2 separate regions of the Homo sapiens genome follow, and region 1 is linked to region 2. A link is an interaction called in ENCODE POLR2A ChIA-PET data of the cell type or tissue named here. Cell type or tissue: endothelial cell of umbilical vein. All regions are shown on one strand.

Evidence for each region. Peaks named below come from ENCODE experiments on the same cell type or tissue, not always from the same donor. Only the 100,000 strongest peaks of a DNase experiment are listed, where the experiment ranks them.
Region 1: POLR2A ChIA-PET joins it to region 2 with 8 read pairs; 4 of 35 experiments call an interaction of 5 or more read pairs at or near these places.

What each region holds. Positions count from the first base shown.
Region 1 is chr12:111,950,624-111,955,623 of GRCh38, reverse strand. The region is part of intron 4 of TMEM116 (transmembrane protein 116); the gene reads left to right. Among named protein-coding and RNA genes, the nearest start is that of TMEM116, 60 kb to the left of the region's middle. RefSeq lists silencers at 432-632, 1,892-2,092. In endothelial cell of umbilical vein, no CTCF peak of the experiment used is centred here; a DNase peak (open chromatin) is centred at 1,983.
Region 2 is chr12:112,111,034-112,116,033 of GRCh38, reverse strand. No RefSeq gene overlaps it. Among named protein-coding and RNA genes, the nearest start is that of NAA25, 4.8 kb to the right of the region's middle. In endothelial cell of umbilical vein, no CTCF peak of the experiment used is centred here; no DNase peak of the experiment used is centred here.

The DNA of each region.
Region 1 (5,000 bases), 160 kb after region 2:
TTTTGTGAACTCAGCCAACCAGTAAAAAGATGTTGCAATGCCAGGATAACATTTGGATCAGAAGGCTTTGTCTGCACTACAGCATCTGCCTCTGAAAGATGGAATCTGATCCATGGTCAAACCTCAGATTTTTTTATTCCCTTAGATGACTAGCTCTGCACTGAGAGGATTAATTTGGATATATATGATTGTCCTGTAGAATTTTTGGATCAGGAACAAATTCCATGCTTTCTCCAAAAGCATCTGAGAGGGTTGTTGCACTAAGATTTCTGTTTACCTGCCAGGTCCAACCCGCAGACCCTGGCCGAACAGTGGATGAACAAATGCACTCAGACACAGGGATCTAGTGAAAGAGTGGGCTACGGGACTGGGCCACCCACAGACACCAAGGAGGGTACTGTAAAGAGTCAGCAGCTGCAGCCCTGACAAGCCAGTGCTGCGGGCATTTATTCAGTGTAGATTTAATGACAAAGGCCTTGAGTCAACATATTTGTGGGCAGATGATTAAAAGCCAGGTTCCGAGGCCTATGTAAACTAACTTATCTAGATCAGTTTCTTTACATCTCCTTGTTATCTAACCTAAACTTTCAGGCACTGGATAAGAGAATCTGGCTACCTTCAGCCAAATCTTTTTCCAAAGCTTTTGTGAAAACTTCTGGCCTTCCAAGAAGGTTTGCATCTTTCTACAATTTTTCCCACCACCCTGACTGATCTATGTTTACCAGGAAAACTGCTATGGAAAAACAAGATACAGAAAAAACAATGCCAGACACTGTCCCAGTCAGCCTTTCCATTTAATCTTGGCTATTCTTCTGTATACTTTGATACAAGTTGAAGTGCCATCAGCTATATTTTCTTAGTGAACCGTTTTATTTCCTGGAAGAATGTGCTAGTCAGATATGTTAGAGACACCAGTTTGGGTTGCAAATGACATGAAGTTTAAGGCTTAGAATTAAAGCTGTAGTTTGCAGTCGATCGGACCTGGGTTCAACAGCTGCCAACAGCTTTCACAGCTGTTAGCTCTGTGACTTTTTAAGCAAGTGAACTTCTCTAAGTCTTAGTTTTATCTTGTAAAATAAGAATAATGACAAGGTTCTTAAGAGTTGTTGTGAAGAAGAAATTAGATAACAAATGTAAAGTGCCCTTGATTAGTATAAACTATTATTGTTCTGTTTATTTTTCAAGGTAATATAGAATCTCTCCCTACTTCCTCAAACAGAGGATTCACTTGCAATCCTTTCATTCCTGCACATCCTTACTGATCGATTACTTTCTGCATCTGCCTGGCAATAGAAAACAGGGTCTGCATCTGCCTGGCAATAGAAAACATATTCTCCCATATAGAATTAAATTTTATGATCTTTGCTTGTTAATGTAGTCTCACTCCCTCAGTGACCTTTTGGACTTAGTTTGCCTAACTCTAAGGCCTAAATTTTACAGTGGCTATGGGTTTATGTAACATTATTATTGTGATTTTTTAGGATCTTCTAATGGTTTAGATATCAAAGGAGATTAAATTTTTGCTAATCAATAGCAAAAAATAGATTTTTTCAGCTTTATTGGCGTGTAATTATTTTTTATTTTTGGTTTTTTAAACATTAAACTAGGGTTAATACTGATGTGTAATTAAATGAAAATATGATAGTATTTTTATGCTTTATTGGAAACTATTTTCTATGATAATCTTGAGCTGCCATCTAGTCAAGATCATTTTACAGAGAATTAGACAACCACATGTTTGTGATAGTTTTAAATGTGTTCTTGTAGAAGAGTGAACTAAGTAAGCTATTGAGGTTGTCAGCCTAAATAACAGAGAGAGAGACTCTCTAAAAGAAATAGAATTTATTCAGAAGTAAGCACTGCAATGGGAATATGATGGGCATATTCAGGGAGGTAAAGGAAAACAAGGATTTTTAAAGGAAAAATAAGGAGGATTACGTAATTGTTATCTTTGGATACAAGGATTAACAAGCGTGGCATCAGTCCAAGGTTAGACGGCAGTTGTTAGGCAGATATCCTTGCATAAGTACTTTTTGTGTGTGTAAGGTTGAAGTGGCCTATGTGCAATGTTGTGATTTTTGCAGGATCTTTTGTGATGGTTCTTATTATCAGGCATATGTGCATGAGAACCTCCGTTCTTGGCCTTCCCTGGCTCCATTTGTCAGGGATTTGACCCGAGTGACTCCATTTTGATTCTGACAATTTTCGCATTTCTCCCCTTTGATCAAGATCTTTTTCTGAAAGCATTGCTGATCAGTCATCCTGGTTGTTTGATTGAAAATTATGTTTGATTGTTTCTTGGTGTCAGGATGGATTTGTCTCAGGTTGTTGGTCTGGTCCCATGTCGAAGGGAGTCATTGGTGACTAGGAGTTAGTGTCAAACTCTTTTAGTCACATTTGAGCAACAAGGGAAGTTTGGAGGGAGTGGCTCACAGGGTAAGTCTACCAGGTGGAGTCTATTGTTAAGTTTAATTTTGCTATTTTGTAAGTGTTGTTATCATCACAAAGTGTTGGGCCAGCATTATTTTGTTAGGAGTTGTACTTTTGTAGAAATTTGGGAAGTAATAGGTACAAAGTTAAAAAAATACAAAGTAAAGTTCATAGTAATATGATAATCTCATTTCACATAATAGTTTTGAGCCATGAACCTAGGATTAAAGGCAACCAGTTGAATAAATCAAATGACCATGGGGAATTAGGTGAGACCTTGTATTAGGGTTCTCTAGAGGGACAGAACTAATAGGATAGATGTATATATAAAGGGGAGTTTATTAAGGAGTATTAACTCACATGATCACAAAGTCCCACAATAGGCTGTCTGCAAGCTGAGGAGCAAGGAAGCCAGTCTGAGTCCCAAAGCTGAAGAACTTGGAGTCTGACATTCAAGAAGAGGAAGCATCCAGTACGGGAGAAAGATGTAGGCTGGGAGGCTAAGCCAGGCTAGTCTTTTCAGGTTCTTCTGCCTGTTTTTCATTCTGGCTACACTGGCAGCTGATTAGATTGTGCCCACCCAGATTAAGGGTGGGTGTGCCTTTCACAGTCCACTGACTCAAATGTTAATCTCCTTTGGCAACACCCTCACAGACACACCCAGGAACAATACTTTGCATCATTCAATCCAATCAAGTTGACACTCAGTATTAACCATCACAGACCTCTTGTATTTATGTGGCCTGCTTTTAAATTATGTGTATATGGGTCTCAGCTTTTCCAGAGGAATTTATCTATCCACACCATGTAGTATTAGTAATATCTTAGACTTTTTGTTATTGTTGTTGTTCAGCTAGTAGATAGCAATCTTATTACTTAGCATTTTATGACTGGGTTGATTTGAAGCAGAGAGAGCCAAGTCAGCAAGTCAGTTGTGTGTGTGTTTTTTTTGTTTTGTTTTGTTTTGAGATGGAATCTCGCTCTGTCACCAGGCTGGAGTGCAGTGGCTCAATCTTGGCTCACTGCAATCTCCATCTTCCAGGTTCAAGTGATTCTCCTGCCTCAGCGTCCCAAGTAGCTGGGATTACAGGCGCATGCCACCACACCCAGCTAATTTTTGTATTTTTAGTAGAAATGGGGTTTCACCATGTTGGCCAACATGGTCTCGATCTCCTGACCTCATGGTCCGCCCACCTCAGCCTCTCAAAAGTGCTGGGATTACAGGCATGAGCCACCGCACCCGGCCAAGCCACCGTGCCCAGCCACTAAGTCAGTTTGAAAACTTAGTGCAAGCTGAACAAAAAGTTGTATTGGGATGTTGCTAACATCACCTACTAGGTAGGCTAAATGATTTTTTTTTCCTTTTTTTTTAACTCTTATTTTAAGTTCAGGGGTACATGGGCAGGTTTGTTATATAGGTAAACTTGTGTCATGGGGGTTTGTTGTACAGATTCATTCATCACCCAGGTTTTAAGCCTAGTACCCATTAGTTATTTTTCCTGATCCTCTCCCTCCTTCCACCCTCCATTCTCTGATAAGCCCCAGTGTGTGTTGTTTCCCTCTATGTGTCCATGTATTCCCATCATTTAGCTCCCACTTATGAGAACATGTGGTATTTGGTTTCCTGTTTCTATGTTAGTTTGCTAAGGATCATGGCCACTAGCTCCATCAATGTTCCTGAAAAGGACATGATCTTGTCCTTTTTTATGACTGTATGGTATTCCATGATATATATGTACCACATTTACTTTATCCAGTCTACCATTGATGGACATTTAGGTTGATTCTATGTCTTTGCTATTGTGAATAGTGCTGCAGCAAACGTATGTGTGCATGTGTCTTTATGATAAAATGATTTATATTCCTTTGGGCACATACCCAGTAATGGGATTGCTGAGTCGAATGGTATTTCTGTCTTTAGGTCTTTGAGGAATCACCACACTGTTTTCCACAATGGTTGAACTAATTTACACTCCTACCAACAGTGTATAAGCATTTCCTTTTCTCTACAACCTCACCAGCATCTGTGGTGTAACCACACCATTCTGACTGGTGTGAGATAGTATCTCATTGTGATTTTGATTTGCGTTTGTCTAGTGATCAGTGATGTTGAGCTTTTTTTCATATGCTTGTTGGCTGCATGTATGTCTTCTTTTGAAAAGTATCTGTTCATGTCCTTTGTGCACTTTTTAATGAGGCTTTTTTCTTATAAGTTGATTTTTAAGTTCCTTATAAATGCTAGATATTAGACCTTTGTCAGATGCATAGTTTGCAAGAATTTTCTTTCTTTCTGTAGGTTGTCTGTTTACTCTGTTGGTAATTTCTCTTGCTGTGCAGAAGCTCTTTAGTTTAATTAGATCCCATTTGGCAATTTTTGCATTTTTTGCAATTGCTTTTGATGTCTTTGTCATGAAATCTTTGTCTGTTTCCATGTTCAGAATGGTATTACTTAGGTTGTCTTCCAGGATTTTTATAGTTTTGGGTTTTACATTTAAGTCTTTAATCCATCTTGAGTTAATTTTTATATATGGTGTAAGGAAAGGGTACAGTTTCAATCTTCTGCATATGGC
Region 2 (5,000 bases):
ATTTCTCCACAGTCTTAACGAATGTGGCTTTATTTATTTATTTATTTTGAGAAAGGGTCATAGCCCACTGCAGCCTCAAACTCCTGGCTGGATCAAGCAATCCTCCCGCCTCACACTCCAGAGTAGCTGGGACCACAAGGGTGCACCACCACTTCCAGCTAATTTTTTTAGTTTTGTAGAGATGGGGGTCTTGCTATGTTGCCCAGGCTGGTCTTGAACTCAAGCAATCGTCCTACCTTGGCCTCCCAAAGTACTGGGATTACAGATGTGAGCCATTGCAACTGGCCTTGCCATTTTGGCTATTCTAGGTCATTACTATTTTCATATAAATTTTAGAATTATTTAAAAAATTTCCTGGGTGGTTTTAATTCCTTATCTCATACGCTTTCTCAGGGAACTGGCCACAAAGCAGCACTACCCCCTCAAGGTGACTTCATTCCAAATCAAGGGCCTCATTCTTAGCATCCAGTAGCCCAAATGCAGCTGACAATGTTCTCCCAAGAGTTGAGTAGTTCAGAGGCTGTATAGAGCAAGCCCAGACTCAGATCAGATAATCCAGCCAACTCTGCAGACTCCGGTGTTGACCTGCCCTTGAATAGAGACTAGAGACTGTTCCATGACTAGCCAGAAATGCATATGGAAATTTAATATATGATAATGATGGCATTGGGTGCTTTGTGAAAAAGATGGACTATTCAATAAATAGGGGTTGAGGTCAGGCATGGTGGCTCCCTTGGCTTTGAGAGGCCGAGGTGGGAGGATTGCTTGAAGCCAGGTGTTCAAGAACCTGTCTCTACCAAAAAAAAATATATATATATATAAAATACATTTTATATATATATATATATTTTTTTTTTTTTTGAGATGGAGTCTCACTCTGTCACGCAGGCTGGAGTCAGTGGCGCGATCTCAGCTCACTGCAACCTCCATTTCCAAGGTTCAAGTGATTCTCCTGCCTCTCTTGTAATCTGGGATTACAGGCGCCTGCCACCACGCCCGGCTAATTTTTGTGGTTTTAGTACAGATGGAGTTTCAGCATGTTAGCCAGACTGGTCTTGAACTCCTGACCTCAAGTGATCCGCCCACCCTGGCCTCCCAAATTGTTGGGATTACAGGTGTGACCCACTGCGCCCAGCCTGCGAGCCACCGCACCCGGCAAAAACAAAACAAAACAAAACAAAAATATATACATGTGTATATATATGTATATATATATTCCCTTTATATATTTATACAGCTACTATATATATTTATATGACCACTATAGATAGATAGATACAACTGAAAAAGATAAAATTGAAATCTCACCTTATTTATTTATTCGTTTTGAGACAGAGTATTGCTCTGTTGCCCAGGCTGGAGTGCAGTGGCGAGATCTCAGCTCACTGCAATCTCCGCCTCCTGGGTTCAAGCAATTCTCCTGCCTCAGCCTCCCAAGTAGCTGGGACTACAGGCGCACGCCACCACGCCCAGCTAATTTTTTGTATTTTTAGTAGAGATGGGGTTTCACCAGGTTGCCCAGGCTAGTTGTCATCTCCTGAGCTCAGGCAATCTGCCCACCTCGGCCTCCCAAAGTGCTGGGATTACAGGCATGAGCTACCGCACCTGACATTTATTTATTTATTTATTTATTTATTTATTTAATTTGTTTATTTTGAGAGGGAGTCTTGCTCTGTCGCCCAGGCTGGAGTGCAATGGTGAGATCTCAGCTCACTGCAACTTCCTCCTCCTAGATTCAAGTGATTCTCCTGCCTCAGCCTCCTGAGTAGCTGGGAATACAGGCACGTACCACCTCGCTCGGCTAATTTTTGTATCTTCAGTACAGACTGGGTTTCACCATGTTGGCCAGGCTGGTCTCGAACTCCTGACCTCAAGTGATCTGCCCATCTTGGCCTCCCAAAGTATTGGGATTAGTGTGAACTACCACGCTTGGCCGAAAGACTACCTTATTATTCATATGGAAATAAATACCAAATGGATCAAATATTTACGTGTTAAAAATAAAACCATAGGCTGGGCGCGGTGGCTCACGCCTGTAATCCCAGCACTTTGGGAGGCCGAGGCAGGCGGATCATGAGGTCGGGAGGATCCAGACCATCCTGGCTAACACTGTGAAACCCCGTCCCTACTAAAAATACAAAAAATTAGCCGGGCGTGGTGGCGGGCGCCTGTAGTCTCAACTACTCGAGAACCTGGGAGGCGGAGCTTGCAGTGAGCCGAGATAGCGCCACTGCAGTCCGGCCCCAGGCGAAAGAGCGAGACTCCGTCCCCCCCGCAAAAAAAAAAGAAAAACTAGAAGAATCATTGGATGGAGACACCCACATCACCATATTCAAGTAATGCAGTCCCCCTCCCTGGTATCCTTAGCTATTCAGGCACAAAGCACCCAGGTGTCTCACTGCCCTTTAGGGAAAACATTTCTTCTTCCTCTTCCTCTTCCTCTTCCTCTCCTCCTCCTCCTCCTCCTTCTCTTCTCCTTTTCCTTCTCCTCCTTCTCCTTCTCCTTCTGCTTCTTCTTCTTCTTCTTTTTTTTTGGCGGTAGGGGGACAGAGTCTTGCTCTGTGGCCCAGGCTGGAGTGCAGTGGCGTGATCTCGGCTCACTGCAACCTTTGCCTCCTGGGTTCAAGCGATTCTCCTGCCTCAGCCTCCCAAGTAGCTGGGATTAGAGGTGTGGGCCACCACACCTGGCCAATTTTTGTATTTTTTAGTAGAGATGGGTTTTTGCCATGTTGGCCAGGCTGGTCTCAAACTCCAGACGTCAAGTGATCCACCTGCCTCAGCCTCCCAAAGCGCTGAGATTACAGGTATGAGCCACCACACCCGGCCAGGGAGAATGTTTCTCACTAGAGAAAATGTTACCAAATGAAGACTGTATGCCCCTCCTCTAAGTTGAGAAAATGGAAAACACTACTTAATGAGCACCTGCTGTATACCAAGCACTTTTCCATAATGTCATCGCTAAGAGCTCCAAGTTCTGAATTGTACAGCAAGGATGGGCTTTTGGCTTCCTCAGAGGTCATCTTGTTACCCGAAAAGATTCAGGCCTGCCAAAGGGTGTGCAAGCTGCCTCCCAGCGGCAGGTAAGGACAGGCCCAGAGCCTAGCGAGTCACTGCTTCATTCTTAGGTTCTGAGGACAAGCAGTAGGAATGGGAAAAGAGAACAACCAATTAATCCTAGTTGGATGCTAAGCAGTCTTTCAGAGTGGAGGGAAATATATCCCACTAAGGATGGTGACCTAAGACTCTAGAAGCCTCTGCTAGGTAGATCCATATGATGCCCTGGTCTTGCCAAGTTCAGGGAGCTGGGTGCCAAGTCTATCAGCATTCCTCTGGGGCCAGGCCAACAAAGGTAGCGTAAGAACATGGCTGAGTAACCCGAGCCTTGGTTAGGAGCCTCATATGTGCTCCCCTTAAAGGTGCTGTATTTTTCCATTCCTGGGAAATTCTTAAATCTCAGGTGACTCATCATCTCTTTCACTTGCACCAAAGGTGAACCCCAGCTCTCCTCCCTCCTTTTCCCTGTCCTAGCCCAACCTCAGCAGGGTCACACACCATCTCTGAGTGATCCTAGGGTCAGCTTGCCTGAGGCATCTGCCCTTCATTGTTGCTGCTTAGCATGATTTGGGGGGCATGGAGTTTCCCCTAGCGCAGGGTTGCCCGATTTAGCAAATAAAAATACAGGACACCCAGTTAAATTTGAATTTAAGATAAACAGTGAATGTATGTATGTATGTCTCAAATATTTTGTTGTACTTTGCCTGATAACTTCATCCCGGGAGTCTTTGTTTGTTTGTTTTTGGAGAGTCAGGGTCTCGCTCTGTCACCCAGGCCGGAGTGCAGTAGTGCAATCATAGCTCACTACAGCCTCAAACTCCTGGGCTCAAATGATCCTTATCCAGGGAGTATTTATTTATTTATATATATTTTTGAGACAGAGTCTCCCTCTGTTGCCCAGGCTGGAGTGCAGTGTTGCAATCTCGGCTCTGCAACTTCCACCTCCTGGGCTCAAGTGATTCTTGTGCCTCAGCCCCCTGAGTAGCTGGGATTACAGGTGCGCACCACCCTGCTCAGCTAATTTTTTTTTTTTTTTTTTTTTTTTTGGAGATGGAGTCTCACTCTGTTGCAGGCTGGAGTGCAGTGGCACAATCTCGGCTCACTGCAAGCTCCGTCTCCTGGGTTCACGCCATTCTCCTGCCTCAGCCTCCCGAGTAGCTGGGACTACAAGTGCCCGCCACCACGTCTGGCTAATTTTTTTGTATTTTTAGTAAAGACAGGGTTTCACCGTGTTAGCCAGGATGGTCTCGATCTCCTGACCTCGTGATCCACCCACCTTAGCCTCCCAAAGTGCTGGGATTACAGGCGTGAGCCACTGTGCCCAGCCGCTCAGCTAATTTTTTATTTTTAGTAGAGATGGGGTTTTGCCATGTTGCCCAGGCTGGTCTCGAACTCATGTCCTCAAGTGATCCGCTCGCCTAGACCTCCTAAGTGCTAGGATTACAGGCGTGAGTCACCATTCCCGACCTCTGGAGTATTTAAATGCCTTCCTTTTTTTTTTTTTTTTTTGAGATGGAGTCTTGCTCTGTTGCCCAGGCTAGAGTGCAACAACATGATCTTGGCTCACTGCAACCTCCACCTCCCGGGTTCAAGCCTCAGCCTCGGGAGTAGCTGGGATTACAGGCACGTGCCACCACGCCTGACTAATTTTTTGTATTTTTAGTAGAGATGGGGTTTCGCCACGTTGCCCAGGCTGGTCTCAAACTCCTGACCTCAGGTGATCCACCCGCCTCGGCCTCACAAAGTGCTGAGATTACAGGCACGACCCACTGCACCCGGCCTATTTATTTATTTATGCAAGAGTCTTGCTCTGTTGCCCATGCTGGAGTGCAATGGCACGATCTTGGCTCACTGCAACCTTTGCCTACCGGGTTCAAGCGATTCTCCTGCCTCAGCCTCCTGAGTAGCCGGGGTTACAGGCTCACACTACCACACCCAGCTAATAT